2 separate regions of the Homo sapiens genome follow, and region 2 is linked to region 1. The links are chromatin loops, found by intact Hi-C in ENCODE. Cell type or tissue: mammary epithelial cell. All regions are shown on one strand. Links, peaks and the distances in the headings refer to the core of each region. The heading gives the core; the rest is flanking DNA.

Region 1 (10,204 bases), core at 693-8,692:
AGGAAGGAAGGAGGGAAGGAAGGAAGGAAGGAAGGAAGGAAGGAAGGGAGGGAGGGAGGGAAGGAAGGAAGGAGGGAAGGAAGGAATGAAGGAAGGAAGGAAGGAAGGGAAGGAGGGAGGGAGGGAAGGAAGGAAGGAGGGAAGGAAGGAAGGCAGGCAAGGAGGGAGGGAGGAAGGAAGGAAGGAAGGAAAAGGAGAAGGGAAAGGGGAGAGAGGGAAGGAGGAAGGGAAGGGAAGGAATAAAGAGGAAAGTATGGAACTATCTTTATAGCAATTGATTAATTCCTCAGCCCGATTTAGTAACAGCAGCAGCATCAGAAACTAATATTTTTAATACTAACAGAACTAATAGTGATAACAGGAGTGTTGTAGTAATTAGTAGCAATAACAGTAGTAACATTACTGCCTTGTCTTTATATATCATAGAATTTTCCAGGGCAATTTCATGTACAGTTTTGCATTTATTCTTCACAACACGTTTCTAGGATAGTTACTACAGGTCCCATTCCATGATGAGGAAGCTGAGACTTGGGAGAATCACCTTTCTTCAAATCATACAGCACCTAGGTGACCACCTCTGGTCTTCTGACTGTGGTTCCCTGTCCTGGTTCCCTCATCAGCCTGGTGTTGCTTTGCCCACCTGTCCAAGCAGCTAGGAGATACCACCCTGCAGCTCTTACCTCGGGGAGGAAATGTGGGTGGGGGAGAACCCAGGCCAGACACATAGTTGAGGTAAGCATCAGAGATGGCATGGCAGAAAGACAGCAAATTGGAGAGAACCCACTGCAGAAGGCTGGGCTCTCTGGTAGTGGCCTGAACGGGAGTGGTTCCCAAGAAGGATCAGGCTAAGGACAAGAAGGTGCAGACTCTGTCTCCTGGTCTCTCCAAATGATGGTGTCTTTCTGGCTATATCACTCGGCCTTCAGCTTTATCTCCATTTACCCACAGAAAGAAGCCCCTCCTTTGGGTTAAGGGTAAAGCTTTTGATTTTTCCACTATCTGGATTTCAGCCTCCTGATCAGGAAGTTATCACCAGGGGCTTTGATGTGGGCAGATCATACTAAGATCCACACTGCCTGCAACTCTGCACCTCCCCCTTTGGAAAGCACAGTCCACTCCAATGGGTGCAAGGGTTCTTTGGCTATGTCTGCCCAGTGGACCCTGGCTTTATGATGGCAAGCTGTGAACTGACAAGGCAGTGGACAGAGAGCGGAACATCCTGTCACCCACCGTACCTAGCTCATGGGATTCAGGAAGAAAGTAAGAACATGGGTTTTAAAAGATTCCAGAAATCCCCATGATTTCTGCAGTTAATGTGTATGACTTGGTCATAATAAAAAGAAATGTACAAAAATGTTCTTTACATACAGAAAGATGTTCTGGAGGTTATGGAAACAGCATCTAAGTGGGGTAGTATTACCCTGCACAGAAATGGCAATCCACAAGCTAAACACTTGACTCTAGGGGTGTGGATTTGTAACTGAAAGAAGCACAAACCACACAGCCTTTTCCTGACACTGGAGCCTCCCAGCCTTCCTGGTCAAGCAATGGGGAGAGGGCAATTACGACCAGACCTCTAGGATAGTCTTTTAGAAATATAAAGTGGGGAAAGGTGGTAGAGGGGGAGAGAAGAGAGAAGCAGAGCTGTCAGCATGCTTGATGTTAAATAAAACCTACCAAGACTCAGCTGAGAATTTTAGCAGAATCCAAATGTGCTAAAAAAAAATAAATAAATAAAAAATAAGACATGGCTTCCCTCTCTAAGGTTCACAGCTAAGCTTGCTTAGAATCACACATGCCAAGGTTAAAAATAAAAAGCAGCCATCCCTGAATGACATGGGCTCCAGGATGGAAGCCTGAGGTATGCTGTTTAGTGGTGGAAGGAAGAGAGGGGAGGGAGGAGAGTCTGGGTTCAGGGCATAGGTATTTATTGGAGGGCACACTATCTGAAAGCCAGATGCTCAGAATTTTGCTGTTTTGCACTTAAAAGGCACTTCGCATTGGCAAAAGGTGTCATAATGATCTTCAGATTTTCCATCGAGGAAATGCTGGCCTGCATTCGAATGTGGTCATGGCTGACCCACTCTGGGCTCTGCTGTTCAATGTGTTTGCCTCCTCCATCCCGGGATCTGACTCAGACAGTGTCCACATGCACCTAGACGGGATGCCCATGAGTCACAGCTTGGAAAGCACAGTGGGCTATTGGCATTGGCATGAAGCCAGATCTGCCACTCTGTGCCACCCTACCCTATTAACCAGACATAATGGTGCTGGGGCCACCCACAGGCTAGCTAGCCCCTGGTTGGCTGCAATGGGGACAGACTATGTGTCTGCCTGCTAAGGATGATGCATGACCCACTCGTCCCCACAACTACAACCATTGCGAGCCAGGAGTAACCTGCAAAGGTGCTAAATCAGGCCTGCGGTCCCCCTACTTTTGGTAAATCCAGGGCCCTCTATTATAAGCCCAGTGGGGTCCTCTTTCTAACAAAGTTGTCCCTTGTCCAATATGCATATGACCTCTACTGCCTAAAGCTGTAGATAAAAACAGCAGATTTAGCCTCAGCTACTCTGTCAGCTACCATGTTACCCCTCCCCAACGTCATTACTATGCAGATGTTTCTAGAAAGTCTTCAAAGGGTCAGGTGAATTGTGAGAATTCTGTGACCTATGTGTTAACAGGGAGCCGGGACATTACACCACCCACATGTGGGCCAGTCCTACACTTCAGCACCATACAGGGCTAGGGAGGCAGAAAGGCATTGAGGCGTGGACGCTGCCACCTCACAGAAGCTTTGGTCTGTGCCTTGACTCCCCCAGTGGGGATAATTCTCCTCCCTGGCATGCATGGGAAGCATAGACAGTCTATGCATGACTGGCTGCCCCTAGCACCCTTGCTAGCCTTCACCCGCAGGGCCCACCTTCAAATTCCACATTTTGGCTGCTGGTTTAGAAGCATCACTTAAAGTGAAGTGCCTTTTTTACACCTTTAAGGCACTTCAGAAAAGCCTTGGAAGGTATACAGGGCAAGGGCTGTTTTCCTGCCCATTGGGATGGATGAGAAAATAGAGGCTGATAGAGTTTAAGAAACTTGCTCAAGCTTAAGTGACAGACCCAAGACTCGAATCCAGGGCTCTTTCCACTACTCAAAGACCACCTACCAGGGCCAGAGCTACTGGGGGTCTCAGCCCCAGTACAGCAGCAAATACCTGGGTTTGAGATTGAGACTCCCTAAGGCATCTTTCTTACTGGAGACCTCTGGCGATGCACTGTCATTTGGCCTGAACTCTGGGGACCTTTCCCAAACAGAGCCTTGCTGCAAGGGGTCTCTGAACTGCCTTATCTTTCTCAGGGTCCTTCAGGGGCTGGGTACCAGCAAAGACCTACAGAGGGTTAGGATGGTGCCGTGTTCAGGCAGCACAGGTCCTCGCCTGTCCCTTCCTTGGGCACCCTAAGGGCTGGTCACAGAGGGAGTTAGCCCTTTAGCTGGCACTTAGGTTTGACTGGAGATAATCCTTTTCCAACGACTCCAGTGACGAGGGAACGCCCTTTGCAGTTCCAGAAACTGCCCGTCTAGATTATCACTGGGAAGTTCTGGGTAAATTCTGCTATAGCCCCCCATGGCCCTGTGTGTCAGCCTGAACCCATACAATGAGTTGGGTTAAAAGAAAGAGAAAACACAAGAGACGGATGGCTCTCCCAATGGAAGCGATCAGAGACCCGGCGCACGGAGCGGAGCTCCTGGTCCTTACCTGTACCAATCCAGCCCGCGGCCGTAGTTCCTGTCAAAGAAGTGGGGTTCCGTGCCCAAGGCCCGCACGTCCGGGTGTACTCGGATAAACTCCAGCACGGCCCGGGTGCCCCCCTTCTTCACGCCCACAATGAGGGCTTGGGGCAACCGCTTGGTACCCAGCTTGGGTGAGCCGGAGTGGTTGGAACCGGAGAGGCGAGGGGCGGGCACGGCGGCGGCGGGCGCGCTGGGAGCGCTGGGCTCGCTGGGCGTCGGCCCGGAGGGATCACAGGGGCGGGACTTCTGGAGAAGTTTCTGGCCGCCCGCGCTGGGGCCGCGGAGGCAGCGAGGCGCGCCGAGGAGGCGGCTCCGACCCAGGTCGTCGCAGCAGCACAGGAAGCTGTAACACAGGTAAGTGCAGGAGAGCGAGAGCGTGAAGGCGAAGAGCAGCCTGCGCGCCCTCCGCGGCTGAGGTGGCCCCGCGCGGCCCAGGACCCTATAGGCCATGGCTCCATGGGCCCGCGCCGGGGGTCATGGTTTCCGAGGGGGCACCGGCGGCTGAGCTGCTGTGGCCCTGCGGTCGCCTAGAGGGCTCGCGTGGCGCTGCCACGGCCACGCGGGTCGGGCGTTGGGGGCGCCGTCTTCTCCGGGGGCTGCTGACCAGGGTGCGCACAGTGCCAGGGGGTCCCGGGGGCAGCGGCTCCTCGGGGAACAGGCGGTTGCATTTCCAGCATCTCCCGGTCCTAGGCGATGGGGCTCCGGGCAGCCGGGCGGCTCGGGCGCTCCCAGGCTCTTACGTGCGCCGGGTTCGGAGCGCGCCCAGCGCCCGAAGCCCCATTCCTGATCCTCGGAGCGCCGCTCACGAAACGCTCGGCGGCGGCGCGGCTGTGCGGGCTGGCGGGTGGACCGGACGGTGGCGCTGGCGCCGGCCGCGATCTGGCTCTTCGGGAAATGCCGAGCGGAGCGCGCTGCCGGCTCTATTTAAGGAGTGGCCTGACGTCAGCCGCGCGGGTCCCCCGAGCCCGCGCCGCGCCCAGGGACCTGGCCCGCCCCCTGCGCCCCCACTCTCTTACCCCTCCCAGAAACACAGCACGCGGGCCCTCCCCATGCAGGCCACTCCCTACGGAGCCCCAGGCCAGCTTTGGGGCGGTGAAACGAAGGTGTCAAGGCATAGTACTCCTCCGGGAGGCTGGACACCCCCACCACGCTGGCCTCTCGACATCCAGGGACACGAATCCAGGTCGAGATCGCGCCGACATGCAGACCAGACAGACCCAGACGCAGACGCAGGCACCCTGCCCTGATGCGCGGTCCCACCACCCTGACCCGCACACGCACGCACAGGCACAGAAGCACACGCGCCCTAGCCCGGACACACCCCCACACCCACGCGGGGGTGGGGAGGAGAAGTCCCCTAACCTGGGCCCAGATACACCGACAAGGACACTCCCCCCGCTCTCGACATCTCGCCAAATGGACACACACAGCCCGGAATCGGACACCGAGCGCACGCACGCCCTGGACTGGGACACGCGCTGTAGACGGGATGGGTGGAGGAGCCGAGCGTGAGTGAGATTCCGTGACTATTCACCCAGCTTCTTAGCCCCCAGCGCGCTGACTCACACCCCGGCGGCTCGCTCTGTCTCGCACCTATGAGGCACGCGCGCACCCCAACCCATTGTCACCCCACCTCTCCCCGGGCCTGCCGGAGAGCGAGCCCCGGAGCGGCAGACTCCGCGTCAGGAGGGTTCCTCTCTTAGCAGCCGCCGCCTAGCGGTAGACTGCTCCCCGGGGAGCTGTCCAGGGTACCAGAGGGTCGCCGAGGGCTGAGTGAGGAGGGCTTCTTCACACAGAGACACTAGGAGGAGGAAACAGAGTACAAGGAGAACGTATCCAGGAGCAATTCCACTTCGAATGATTCCTAAGTGAATGCCTACAGGACAGTTCTCGGTGACCATGTCCAGAACAGGCATAAGTGACGATCCCCAGTACTTCCCTGAGGGACCACACTGGTACCTTGGATCAGAACCCTGCATCAGAACAGGCCTAAATGGCCATGGCTAAGAACACGGCTGAGTTGTCCTTCAACAGCAATGCCAATGCCAATTCACCATGTCCGAGTGTTCACAAGGTGAGTGCCCTCCACCACCACCCAGCCATAGAATGTCTAGATGACCACCATGACCCCCACCCTGATCAGGGTATAACTGACTTCCTTCCTCAGGCTGTAAACTGATCATTAGGTTCTGTGGATCTTAGCCCAAACCAGAAAATATTTTGTCCCCAAACTAGTCCCATCCCTAGAAACCTTAAACCAATTCTACGGCAGATAATAATAATAGCTGCCAACTTTGTATCAAGCACCTGGCATGGGTTAACTGATTAAATATTCACAACCTATGAAGTTGTTACCATTACCCTGGCATCACTTTGCTGTCTTAATTCTAATAGTAGCTAGCATTTATTGAGTGCTTGTTTTATGGGAGTTATGCGCTAATCACTTGACATGCACTACCTCATTTATCTTTGGAGATAGGTATTATTGTAATTTCTAATCTACAGGCAGTGATAAGAAGATTTAACAAACATATACACAGTAACTGGCAGAGCTGGGATTAAACCCGGGCAGTCTTGACTCCAAGATTCAAGCTCTTAGTTACAGCACTTTGCAGCTTCCTAACTTCCTTTGACCATTATTCATATAATTCCATCCTAGGCTCCTCTCCTGGATGTAAGCTAATTTGTCTATGTCTCTTCTAAAATCTCACACCTGGGACTGCGCGAGGAATTTCAGATATGGATTGAAAAGTTCAACAGGACTCTCACCTCTCTTTTGTAAGTTCTATTTCTAGTAATGCCACCTAAGACTCCATTATCTTTTTCTTGTGGCTATATCACACTGCTGACATCTCAAACTTGCAGCCAAGTAACATCTCTAAATGTTTCTTACAAGTGCTGCTGATTAAGGCACAGCTACCCCATACTGTGCTTGTACAGTGGGCCTTTTTGGACCCAATGTGTAGGTCCTTATAGATTTGACTTGATTGCATTTCATCTTGTCTCATCAGTTCGCTGCCCTAGTTTTTTTTAAATGTCTATTTGAAGTCAAACCACGAGGTAGCTTTCATTTATTCAAAAAGAAAAAGTAGAAAGATTGTATCCCAGCTTTACCCTTTATTCCAGGTGTACTTTGGGCAAGTGGACCCCCTTTAAGCCTCAGGTTCCTCAGCTGTAAAATGGGACGCTATGATTCACCTTAAAAGTCTCTCAAAGTTTAGATGTTGCATGATTCTATGATTCCATTACCCAAAGCATGAACCACTCACTTGGCATCATGTAATTTCCACAGTTGATCACAATTTAATTAATTCCTCATTCTAATTGTTAATAAAAATGTCAAAACAAATATACTTAAAGGAGTTCTTCTTCTTCTTTTGGGTGAGGGGAAGTGTCTCACTCTGTTGACCATGCTGGCATGCAGTAGTGCAATCATAGCTCATGCTGCAGCCTCCACTTCCTGGGCTCAAGGGATCCTCCTGCCTCAGCCTCCTGAGTAGCTAGGACTACAGGCATGTGCCACCACACCTAGCTAGTTTTTTAATTTTTTGTAGAGATGAAGTCTTACTGTGTTGCCCAAGCTGGTCTTGAACTCCTGAGCTCAAGTGATCCTCCTGCCTCAGCTTCCCAAAGTGCTAGAATTACAGACATGAGCCACAATGCCTGGCCTGGAAGGAGCTCTTATATATACTTTGAACAATTATTCACATCATGAACCTGCTATTTTTGTATTCCATTGTTAAAATTACAAGGTTAAATGTGGAGTCATCTGCTGTGATCAGTACTATTTCCCTTAGAAAATAAAACATGAATATAATGATTTCTCATAATTCTGTGCTTGGCTTAATTTTTAAATAATTTTTAACCTTTGAATTCATAAACTGTGATATCCCTGGGTACTCACATATATCAAAACCAGGAAGATTTTCCTCTTCAAATTTCCAATCAGAGTAATGACTGACTTGGATAGAATTTTTTAGGAAGTGAGACATTGGACATACCTGCCCATCTCCTAAACCTTTATCTGTTTACAGTAGCAAACGTGATTCTGCTTTGGGGGTATCAGGTAGGATTATGCTGGGTTGTGTAGTTTGTCAATTAACACCCACTTAAGCAAGGTATATGTTTATTTTTGTAATCACATGAAAGTCCAGATGAAGGTACTTTAGGGCTTGTATGGAAGCTCCAAAGTGTTTGGGACCCAGGCTCCCTCTATCTTGTTACTCTACCATGCATTTCCTCCATTCTAAAGTCACCACATAGTCTACAATGACTTATTCATCTGCAGCCAGAATGTTCACATTCTGGTCATTAGTAAATATGTAAAGACATGCCATATCTGTTTAAGGACATTTCTTGGAAGTTGCCTGTATTATTTCAACTCGTATTCAATTTGACAGCATTTTATCATTTGACTTTCTAGCTTCAAGAGATGCTTCAAAATGCAGTCTTGATTCTGGATGGCTGTATGCCTGGCTAACACTTTGAGATTTTGGTATCAAGAAAGAACTAAAGAATGGTTATGGAGGACAACTAGTAATCCTTGCCATCCTTGGACAAACAGTTTTCCCTCTTTTATTCCCATGTGGTTTGTATGGGTTGAACATAGTTCAAAGACAGGCATATGACCAAGCCTGACATCATCACTTTCTAATTATATTTCAAGAACTGAAAGTAACTCAAATCTTTCTAGTGAGAATAAACCACACAACATTTGTGAAAACTATTGGAAAAGAGAAACTTCTTTTTCTGAGATGATGAATTAATCTAAAATAAGCCTGAAGCTTCCAATGGTCATCTCTGCTATCAAGAGGAGAAACCAACAATAAAGCCAACAAAGAGGAGAGCAGAACTGATGGAGGGAGAATTAGATTCCTGATAATATCCTTTGAACCTCTGAATCTAGCCATGCGGAATGCATGGACCCTGGACTTTATTGCTGCAGTGATTAGCTATCTTTCTGTTAGCACTTGCAACTGAAAGAGTGCTGACCAATACAACAAACAAACAAAAAGAGTTGCTCCCTCCGTTGCAAGGAATAGATACCATTTTAATAAAAAGTGTTGGAGGTGGGGGGGCTTATTTTGAAGGATATGCATGTATCAGGACTGCAACCCTTCCAAATTTGAGACAGTCATAGGATCCAGTTACTTTCTTCAACTTCTCTACTTTTCTTGTATCTTATTTATTTTGCTTCTCATTCTTAACTGCCATTGCTCTTTATTTATGAAACAGTAAGGGTTACTAGAAGTGAAAAAAAGAGATTTGGGATATCTTACACAGGAAAGGAACTTTGGGGTAGCTCACAAAATTAAGAAGAAGGCTGGAGAACTGGGCTCAAATAGAATAGCAACCAAAGAGCACATTACACTCTCTTTCTTTTCTTTTTCTGAGTCCATTTCTCTTTCACATTAGCATTCTCTTGAATCTTCCTTCCCACTCTAATGCCCTGCATTCAAGACTTTGAATTTAAAATCATAAAATAGGAAATTTTCTTCCCCTTCAGTCTTTGGGCCTAATCAAGCCTTGTTATTCAGTTTTATTTCAGTGTGTAAGCTTCAAATCTGTTCCCTAAAGCAGAGTTTTGCAAAAATGTGAGAAAATGTCCCAAAGAGGGTGACTCCTATGAGGCAAAGGACAGTGAAGTGGAGCCACATGGTCTGCAGGGTCTGTGAGGTACAAAGTTTGCATCTGAATCAGAGGATGTGCATATATCTGCTACATTTAGGAAAGAGGTTGAGAGCGAGAATGAGAGATTTCAGTTGTGCTTCATTCTTTGGATAAAATCAGAGGGTAAAAGCTCAAGGGGCTTCCAGATACTGCCTGTAGAAATGATCCAAATCTAGAAGACCGGAGACCTGGTTGATTTTTAAGAACTCTATAAGATTCCAAACGCTTTGTTATTCTCCATGTAGGTGACTTCTGTTTTTGCCAGAAATAATAGGTACCATTTATTGAGCATTTACTCGCATCATGGACTGGTGCATTTAGATGCATTACTTAATTTAATAGTCTCAATAAACCAATAAAGTAGGCATTATTATTATTATCCCTATTTTATAAATAAGGAAAGTCTCAAGTAGGTTGAATTTTCCATGTTCTACAGATGTTACAGGCTGAGGGAGGGGGAAATTAGTTCAAAAAAAGCATTAATGTGGAGATCCAGGATCAGGTTTACTCATCTTATAATCTTCTTGTGGGTCAGTACTGTTTAGCACCTCCACCTCTTATCCTGCATTATTTAAACCACACTATCTTATCTCACCCAACCTTACCATCTTGTCTTCTTCATGCAACTGTGAACTCCTTGGGGACAGGGACAAAATGACAAGTTCCAACTCAGTCTAGCTCTTGGAATTTGGGCTTCATATTCATGTTGGGACTCCTCCCTTGGTTTCTTTATCCCCTTCTCCTTCT
Region 2 (10,204 bases), core at 710-8,709, 140 kb before region 1:
AAATCCAGGCTTGAAATGCAGGTAAGAGATCATGACTGCACTGTGATTTAAATTGTCATTTGCATGTAGATACCAACTAAATTAAGGCGATTCCCCCTTCCCAGGGGGGAAATCTGGAGCTCCCGGGTGGCTTATTCAGTAACATAAGTAGCATCAGCGGACCAGGTGGGCCCAGGGAGAGATGCAAGCACCTGCTTCCTCTACAGGGCCAGCTTTACTCAGCTGAGCTACCTGTGTCCACAAAGGAATGTGGTCCAGTGTGGCCAGATCCTCCAATTAATTGAAGAAGAGCATTCAGTTTGGTTTTTAAATATTGGGAACAAATTACAAACAATATGAGCAACCCTGTATGGGCCAAACAAAACACATCTTTTTTGCTGGATGTGGCTTACATGTCACCTCTGGGCAAGGAGAGCAGAAAGCTGAGAAGCACTTTGGGGTAAAGGAGGAGGAAGAGAGGCCAGCCTCCAAGACCCAGAAGTCTTGATGCAAAGATGGACATAGCAAGACAGGGTAGCACCACAAAGGCCAGTAGGGGAGGGTAGGAGAAGGCAGATGTGTCCACATTCAGGATTGTGGCAGCAAGGTGGAGAACAATATTGCAGAGATTGCCAGGAGCCCAATCATTCCTTCTTAGCCACGAAATTTGCTTTGGTCAATTAAATGTAAGCAGAAATGACTTGTGTCACTTCTAAGCAGAACCATTAAAAGCTAGTACACAGTTAAGAACCTCTTCGTCGTATTCTTTTTTTTTTTTATTTTTTTTGAGATGGAGTCTCGCTTTGTCACCCAGGCTGGAGTGCAGTGGCTTGATCTCAGCTCACTGCAGCCTCTGCTTCCCAGGTTCAAGTGATTCTCCTGCCTCAGCCTCCCTAGTAGCTGGGACTACAGGCACGCACCACCATGCCTGGCTAATTTTTTTGTATTTTTAGTAGAGATGCGGTTTCACTATGTTGGCCAAGCTGGTCTTGAACTCCTGACCTTGTGATCCTCCCGCCTCAGCCTCCCAAAGTGCTGGGATTACAGGCGTAAGGCACCACGCTCGGCCTCTCTTAGTAATATTTTAAGTAGAGGATGTGCTATCAACCAGAGTCCCAGAATTAAGATAACATGGAGCAGTTATCAACCTGTGCTGGAAATGTGAAATGAACAAGAAATAACCTTCGCTGTGTCAAGCCACTAAGATTTGAGATTGTTCCTGCAGCAGGACTTAACCCATTCTGATTGACACTAGCTCATTTATCTGCAGCCAGTCACTTGGTTTCCTGGTCTTATAAATGAAAGGATATTTTCTTCACTTTGCCTAAAGGAATTTCAAACAATTTTTTACTTCTGTGAAACATTTTTCCAAATTTGTACCACTTTATCTTTGTGGTGCCTTTTTTCTCTTCTGTCTGCTGAATAACCTCTCTTGAATGTGTATATTTCTTCCAATAAATATTTTCAGACCTGCAGCATTTTGTACAGGATTTACTAAATTCATCCCTTTTGATTATTTTTGTCTCCTTGATTTTTTTTTGTTTTGTACTATGCATGTCTGAGTAAACTTCATGAGCTAAACCAAGTTTGTATGTAGTCAATGTTCTCTCCTGTTTAAGAAGGCACTGGCATTTTGACAGCAAGGATGAAGACATGTGGTAGATGGGTTCAGAATTGTATTGAATTCCACTCTATTTTTCAAGATATTTAATTCATAAAGTAATTTTGGGATCACGAGACATAATGAAACATATAACATTACAACCAAATATATTTATGACTAAATTATAAAACTTTGCAGGAAAGGCCTCTAGACAAGCTGGCAAAAAGTCATTAAAGTATTTGAACATTGATTCAGTCACTAAATATTTACTGAATGCCTCAAGTATACTAGGGATACATCAAGGAATGACAGGCGGCTACTCTCATAGGATGCCCATTAGGGCAGTGGAGCAGAGTGGTTAGAGGCAGGCTTTGGAGCCAGTAGTATGACTAAGCAATTGACTTCATTGTCCCTCCCCTGAGCCTCAGTTTCCCTATCTGTAAAATGAGGATGATCAAAATTCACATGGCTGTATTAGAAATGAATGAGCTCGATGTATACAAAGTGACACAGAACTGGCAGATAGGGAATGCTTAAGGAGTGGTAGCCTTGTTGATGTTACACAAACTTCCCTAGCATGAGGAAGCAGGGCCATGAACAGAGGTTGCTTTTGTGGAGAAAAGTGTGACAGTAGAGAAAAGGAGAGAGAAAAGGAAAGATGGTGGCCAGGATGAAAAAAAGAGTTGTTTGTTTAATTCTGGAAACTTAAGTATGCCCATTGGCAGGGGGAGGATGAAAAAAATATTGAAGACTCAAGAGAGATGGGACAATAGGTGGAAGTCAGTCTTGGAAAACAGGACAGAGAAGTTAGACTCAAAGGAAAAGAGGAGATGCTTCTCCTGGAGTGGAGACGAGGTCTGGAAGGAGAGCAGGAAGATGCTCAAGAATCTGGTTGCAGAGAGGAGGAAGTTGGGGTATCTCTGTTGCAGGGGCCCCTTGGTCTCTATTAGGAGAAGGAGGCTTATGAGGCAGCTGGAGATGGTTGGGGCAAGGTTGGCAAAGTGTGAGCAGCTCTGGACTGAGTCCTTCCCTCGGGTCCTGCTCCAGGGGACAATGGGTGCTGATAGACCAATGGCAATGGGCAGAAACATCCTCTCCTTTCCTGGCCTTTAGAGCGACTGCCTTCAACATCCTCCTCCGCCCTCGAAAAAAGAAGTCATATGATTTTGTAACAGTGACAGAAATCTGACGTAGCTGGCTCCATCTTGCTTCTAACCTCACAAGAGAACTGCCTTTGCTCAATCCTGCACATAGGCCAAGCTAACTATGGGACAAATGTTGTTTCTAATTTAATTTCAAAGCAAGGATGAGAGTGGCCCCTTCCCAAAACTAAAACCCAAGGAGATGAGGATGTACATACAAACAACAATGTTGAATTAAATATTTATAGGGGCATCGTGATCTGACCAAGGACAAAGAAGTTCTGCAACCTCCTCGGACTCCTGCTGATGCCCAGATGTCTGTGGTCACCAGTTCCCACTGAGCTCAACCCCACCTTGTTCCCCCTTCCCCAATATAAAAAGAAGCTTCAGATTCATGCCTTTTTTATTTTTATTTTTTTATTTTTTTGAGACGGAGTCTCGCTCTGTCACCAGGCTCAAGTCCAGTGGCGATCTTGGCTCACTGCAACCTCTGACTCCCTGGTTCAAGCGATTCTCCTGCCTCAGCCTCCTAAGTAGCTGAGAGTACAGGTGCGTGCCACCATGCCCAGCTAATTTTGTATTTTTAGTAGAGACGGGGTTTCACCGTGTTTGCCAGGATCGTCTCGATCTCCTGACCTCATGATCCGCCTGCCTCAGCCTCCCAAAGTGCTGGGATTACAGGCGTGAGCCACCGTGCCCAGCCCAGATTCATGCCTTTTAAGGCAGCTTCTTAGGACATTGGTCTGCCGTCTTCTCAGCTTGCTGGCTTTCCAAAATACAGTCGCTTTCCTTGCTCTGACTACTTGTCTCTCAACTTACTGGCTGTTACGCAGTGAGCGGTCCAAGTCTGGACTCAGTTACAAGTTCCAAACTGAGAAGCATGCATTTGTTGGTCCAGGCTTCCTAGGAACCTAAAGGCAGCCAAGCGGTCTCTCTGTTCCCAGAGTTCTCCAGTGAGAAGGAGAAGCTGGTCTAGTGTCCTATCACCACACATTTAATGATTTGCCATTTGCCATTTGCTCAAAAAAGGCCAAATGAGCTAACCTGACTTGCAAGACCCATTATGAGCTGCTCTCCTCCCCCACCACTTCTTACCACTCTTCCTCTCTCCAGAGGGGGCTCAGGTTTTCCTGTGTAGAAGGCAGGCTGTTTTGAGGTTACCATGAGCTATGACTGCACCCTTGCCTCAAACTATACTTGCATTATGCTTTGCATAAGGCTGAGACAACCTCGATTGGCCATCTCAAATAATGGAGGCAGTGAGATGACAGAAAACATGGAAGCCACTCATTGGCATCTCTTACTTTGTGTGTCAGTCACGTGGAACTTGGCTTGGTTCCTCTTATAACTGAGGACTGAGAGTCTGTGCTGTGTCTGTGCTCACCCTGGGGTCTTCATCCATGCTGTTTCTTCTGCCTGGAACATATTTCTCTTCCTTCCTTCCTTCCTCCCTCCCTTCCTTCCTTCTCTCCCTCCCTCCCTCCCTTCCTTCCTTCTGTCCTTCTTTCCTTCCTTCCTTCCTTCCTTCCCCTCTTTCCCCTCCTTCCCCTCCTTCCTTCCTTCCTTCTTTCCTTTTCTTTCTTTTGACAGGGTCTTGCTCTGTCACCTAGGCTGGAGTGCAGTGGTACAATCATAGCTCACTGTAGCCTCCAACTCCTGGGCTCAAGTGATCCTCCCACTTCAGCCTCCTGAATAACTAGGACCACAGATGTGAGCCACTATGCTTGGCTAATTTTTTAAAAATTTGTTTTGTAGAGGCAGGATCTTACTGTGTCACCCAGTCTGGTCTGGAACTTCTGGCATCAAGTCATCCTCCCGCCTTGGCCTCTGAAAGTGCTGGGATTACAGGCGTGAGCCACTGTGCCTGGCCCTGGTACACACTTCTTGACCATACTTTGCCTGGATAACTTCTACTCATCCTTCAGATCTTAACTGAAAAGACTGCTCCTCCAGGCAGCCCTCCTTCCTTCTCTCCCTTTTCACTATCAGTTGATCCTGTATTATGGTAGTTTGTCTGTCTCCTGTGCTAGACTATAGACATCTTTTGTACCCCAGCATCCTGCCCAGTTCCGTGCTCCTGGCTCAGAACAGAAATTAATAAATGTCTGTGGAATGACACGTCAAATGAATGAATGAATGAATGAATGAACGAACGAACGAAGGAAGGAATGAACGAACTCCATGTGGCTCCAAAGAAACAGTGAGCAACTCAACCTGTAGGTGGCGCAGTTGAACAGGCGACCAGAGTGGGAAGGGCTTATGGCCAAGGATCTGTCACCTTTGTTGCTGTTAAGCCACGTGGCGCATGATCCCTGTGCAGTTGGCTTTTGAGGCTGAAATCGTGACTTTATCTTTATCAAACTGTGGGTGCTGTGGAGTCACCCGGGATTACCTTAAAACCATTGGTTCTGGAGTTGAACTATTCGAGTTTAAATCCAGGTTTTTGCTCCTTCCTGCTGAGAAACCTCCGGAAAGTCATTTAACTTCCCAGAGCCTCAGTTTTGCCCTCTGAGAAATGGGCACGATAGTAACAGTACCTGCTCCCTCACAGAGCTGCTATTAATACAAAGATCGAAAGGGGAGTGAGTCGCTCAGGCATGCCTGGCCCAAAGCAGGGGTGCAGGCAGCTTAGGGATGACGAGTGTCGGCAGGTCTCTGTGGCGTCTTCCTCCCCATCCTGCGCCATGGGGCGCGCGTGCAGGCTGCGCTCTGCCCGCCAGTCCTGGCATAGCCTCTCCTGAATGCGCGGAGCGGGGTGCAGCCGAGGTTTCTGGGATTTCGAGCCTACTGGGGAGTCGCAAGGAGGCTCCAGAGCTTGCGGACCCATGGCTGCTCCTCTGATTGTGAAAGCAGCGCTGCGGCTCACAAAGTGGCCCTTTCAGTGGTTTTTGCAGCAGCAGAAAAGCGCCTGCAGGCGGCCGGGTTCCTCTACGGTGACCTCCGAGCTGGTGGTAAATTGCATCTCTCGACAGAGGTGGCTGAGGGAAGCGCCGGGATCAATCCTCACCCGGGGAGGACAGGACTGGAGTGCTGGACCTGCACGACCCTGAGTGCAGTGCGGTCGGGGTGGAGGGTCCGCTGGGGATCGGCCATGCCAAAAGGCATGCTCTGGAAGCCAGGCCACGACAAGTCCTCCCAGTCCCGCGGAATGCTGGGGAAGGAGGAGACTCCACCTGGAGCCCCCAGATCCTAGGAACTCTTGGGGTGGTTGGAAGTGTTTGGAGGATGGGCTCAGAAAAGTGGAACTTGGATTCTGGAGCTGAAAGGGGCTGCAACTCCAACCAGAAGCAGCCCTCATTATCCCGTTTCTGCTGAAGGTCCAGACAGGGGTTGGTGTCACATTAGGGGGTGCTGTCATAATAACATGAGAGCTGCCAGCATCAGCCCTGCACCCAACACACTTAGGGGTGATTCAAGCTTTGCCTCTTACTAACTGTGACTTTAGGAAAATTATTTCCTTGGGCCTCAGTTTCCTCATCCGCAAAATGGAATTATAAAGTAGCTTCCTCGAGTTGTTGTTGCTGTTACAGGATTGGCACACACAGTTTGCTGCCGATCCTAAGCCATGCAGAGGACTAATCGATCCACACAATCGTTCCCGCTAAGCCTAGATAGACTCAATGTGGTGCTCCACACTCTGATCAATTAGTGCACAGCATGAAACCTTCAGGGCATCACTGGCCTTGGGCCTTGCCAAATCATGGGCATCAAACTTCATTACAATTAGATGTTTTTAGCCTCTTTTAAGAATGAAGAATCTGCAATTGCACATCACTGTGGTTCAAATTTCATTGCACTAGAGAAGTGTGTGTTGGCCAATATATAAATGTACATATCTTCTCAGCATTATTTAGAAGATGACAATGTGTCTGGGGATATTTCATCTGCAGAATCTAATAAACTCAACATCATTAGATATTTACATAAAACAAATGAAAATGTTGATGTATCATTTACCTGTTAGGACGTATTATGTAATAGCTCATCAGGTTGGGAAAATTAGATGAGATAATGTATGTAAATCACTTAGCATGGAGCCTGGCACATGACATTTGCTCAATAAAGGTTAACTAGAGTAATATTAAGACATAGTGAAGTTGAAATATTGATATGGTTTGGCTGTGTCCCCACCCAAATCTCATATTGAATTGTAGCTCCCATAATTCCCACCTGTTGTGGGAGGGACCCAGTGGGAGATAATTGAATCGTGGGGGCAGTTTTCCCCATACAGTTCTCATGGTAGTGAATAAGTCTCATGAAAGCTGATGGTTTTATAAGGGAAAACCCCTTTTTCTTGGCTCTCATTCTCTCTTGCCTGCTGCCACATAAGACATGCCCTTCACCTTCTGCCATGATTGTGAGGCCTCCCCAGCCACGTGGAGCTGTGAGTCCATTAAACCTCTTTTTCTTTATAAATTACCCAGTCTCAGATATGTGTCTATCAGCAGCATGAAACCTAACTAATACAGATACAGTGGAGTTCACAGAGCTGTGACCATGCATCATTGTTTTGTTAGGATTAGGTTCTGCTGCATAAGCAGAATCTACTCTGCTTGATGCCACATCCTGACTTCATTCCTTCCCTTCCCAGTCCTACTTTCTACTCCCCTGCAGGCTTTTCCTAAGAGCATGCCTAGTAAATTACCTTCAGATGAATCATTATTTTGAGGCTCCTAGGGAACCCAATCTAAGAACCACCAACACTCATGGACATTAGGATCGATCAGATTCTAAGCCAGTTCAACCAATCACAACTCAGCACCTCATCCTTGCTGGTCACATTCACATTATCAATAAAAGTTAATATTTGTGCCAGACACCGTACTAACTGCTTGATATATATTAATTCATTTGATCCCTACAGTAACTCTGTGAAGTAGGTAGTCTTATTATCCACATTTCCAGATGAAGAACTGAGAACCAGAGAAGTCAAGTAACTTGTTCAAGGTCCCGCAGGTAATAAGTGGCATGGCCTGAATTCAAACCTAGGCAATTTGGGTTTTTGAGTTTGGGTCTTAACAGCATGCTCTGTAGCTAGTCACTGCAATGCACCCAATAGAACTCAGTAACTAAATAGTAAGAATTGTTAATGTGAGCAACAGAGACCAATTGGGAAGTGAATTACCCATGGCTAATATAATAATTTGGTTGGAAAAGCAACCAAAGTGTCTATAAGAAAGAAATTTTGAATAAAGCTGTGGGCAAAAAAATAAAATAAAATAAAATAAAATAGAGCAATTTTGAAAAAAAAAAAAAAAAACAGCAAGTTTGTGTATCATGGTTTTCCTGGGGGTTTTGCTGGGGTTACCTCTGACCTCTGGACATCCTGCACATATTAACACCACACACACACACACACACACACACACACACACACACACACACACGTGGAGATGTTGTCTTTACAAAGCTAAAGAAGCCCATGCTATTCTCATGAGGCCTCTGTTGTCTGAATTCCTGCTCACAGAAGCTGGGGCCATCTTATCTGGGTGATAGCCAAGAAAGATGGTGTTGGGGGTTACTTGAAGCTTGAGCTAGGATGAGGGAGACAGGCACAGAGATGTGGACTGGAATGTCCCAGATAGCTTCTCTCATCACATGTGTGGGGGTTGTGCTGAGATGGCTGAAACAGCTGGGTGCCAGCCAGCACCTCTCTTTCTCTTACTCACTTTCTTTTCACGTGGCCTTTTTTGTGACTGGCTTCAGCTTCCTCACAATATGGTAATTTCAGAGTAATCTGACTTCTCACATGGGGAAAGCATCCCCTCAAGAGTGCAAGCAGAGGCTGTCTGGCCTCTCTTAAAGGCCTAAAAAGGGCACAGCATCTCTTCTGACAAATTTCTTTGATCCAATCAATCATAGATTTGATCATAGGTTCCAGGGAAGGGAAAAGGATCTCCCCTCTCAACCAAAAGAATGGCCAAAAAGAATGTTTGGCCATCTTTACCCTGCCACAGACTGTGGTTTAAGCAAGATAGACACAAAGTTTTATTGTTATTAAGATGTTGAGATTGTTTGTTACAGCAACTGGCTTATGCTGACTAATGCACCTTGTCATCACTGCATGTATAGAGGGTTATTCTCATCTTCCCTCAGAAAGGGTCATCTAGTAAATGAAGCAAAACTGAGAGAGAATGGAAGACACTGTCCAGGGACTATTCAATCTCTGTTTCTTCTCAAGACCTCAATTCCTGATCTTCTTCCACCTCCTTTTGCATTGAAGAAAAATAAGTTCAAGTAAGAGATGTATGAACTCTCATATTTGGTTCACAGAACAGTTTTCACCAGGGAAGTTGAGCTAGTAGTCAAAGTGATTAAAGCCATTTGGAGGTAATGAGCTCACCATCGCTGGGAAGAATTTGTGCAGAGGCTGGTGTCATTGGGATGCTGGAGTTGAAATCCAACCACTATCCCTTCCACTACCGAGGCTGCTTTTCCTCAAACCCAAAGAGATCCCAGTTTGGTGGAAGTCTTTTCCAGCCCATGAGACCACCTGGGTAGAAATCTAAGCTTTAGATTGTCATGAGCAGGCAACCAGAGCGTGTAAACATACATCTTTCTGGAAAGTTCCAAGCCAGGTAATAAGAAACTGGTCCTTGGCATTTAATAGAAAATAAAGGATTTCAGAAGTTTCTTAGAGCAAAGACTAGAGACTGATAATAATAAAGATGTGTGAGTGTGAAATAGATGAGACCTTGACCTCTACTTTGCCTGGGTGTGGGAAGGGGTCTTTTGTAATCTACTGTGGATTTCTCTAGAATAGGGACAATGTCTTAAATATGCTTGGTTCCTTTCTTTCCCTCCTCCTCAACATCCTGTGCTTCAGCATGACCTGCCGCCTCCAACTCCAAAATACATACTGAATGTGTCCCTTTCTCTCCATCTCTGCTGCCCACACCCTGATCCAAGCCACTATCATTTCCTGCCTGCACCACTGCCCCAGCCTCCCAGATGGCCTTGGTCGCATGCTCATCTCTCCCCCTACAATCCATTTTGCACACTGAACTTGAGAGATCTTTCTGAAACAAATCATGTTACTCTTCTGATTAAAACTCTCTCATGGTTTCTCATGGCACTTAGAAGAGAGTCAGAATTCCTGCAATGACTAGAGGCTCTACAGATTCCAGCCCTTTCATGTCTCATTGACCTCATCTCCTATCCTCTTGTCCTCAGGACTTGCCACTCAGCCATACGGGCTTCCTTTCAGTTATTCATTCACCCAGTGCGATCCCACTTGCTACTCTCTCTGCCCGAAATGTTATTCCCTTCCCATCTTCTTGTCATCCTGATCTCTGCTTAAAGTCACCTCATCAGGGAGACTTTCCCTGATCAGCCTACGTAAAATACAGCCCCTCATCCTTCTGTATCCCCCTACTGTTCTTTCTTTTCTTTATGTCATCAATTTATTTGCCTATTTATTTATCCTATGTCCTCTACTCTAAAAGGTTATGCCCAGGAGACACTTTGGCTATCTTGTTTT

What was found. Peaks named below come from ENCODE experiments on the same cell type or tissue, not always from the same donor. Only the 100,000 strongest peaks of a DNase experiment are listed, where the experiment ranks them.
Region 2: a loop joins it to region 1, with 13 times the contacts of the local background. A loop is called at or near these places in 3 of 110 quality-filtered maps.

The regions. Positions count from the first base shown.
Region 1 is chr16:22,808,644-22,818,847 of GRCh38, reverse strand. HS3ST2 (heparan sulfate-glucosamine 3-sulfotransferase 2) reads right to left here and starts at 4,686. Exons shown (of 2, transcript NM_006043.2): 1 at 3,753-4,686. The coding sequence starts at 4,237. It overlaps LOC107984851 (collagen alpha-1(XVI) chain), which reads left to right and starts at 3,989. Exons shown (of 4, transcript XR_001752349.2): 1 at 3,989-4,141; 2 at 5,584-5,861; 3 at 6,447-6,565; 4 at 8,211-10,204. In mammary epithelial cell, for the core only: CTCF peaks have their summits at 4,619 and 5,520 (motif pointing left); DNase peaks (open chromatin) are centred at 2,167, 4,057, 4,777 and 5,357; H3K4me3 peaks cover 3,760 bases; H3K27ac peaks cover 2,452 bases.
Region 2 is chr16:22,943,714-22,953,917 of GRCh38, reverse strand. No RefSeq gene overlaps it. Among named protein-coding and RNA genes, the nearest start is that of HS3ST2, 130 kb to the right of the region's middle. RefSeq lists enhancers at 1-367, 4,853-4,902. In mammary epithelial cell, for the core only: a CTCF peak has its summit at 4,942 (motif pointing right); a DNase peak (open chromatin) is centred at 4,957.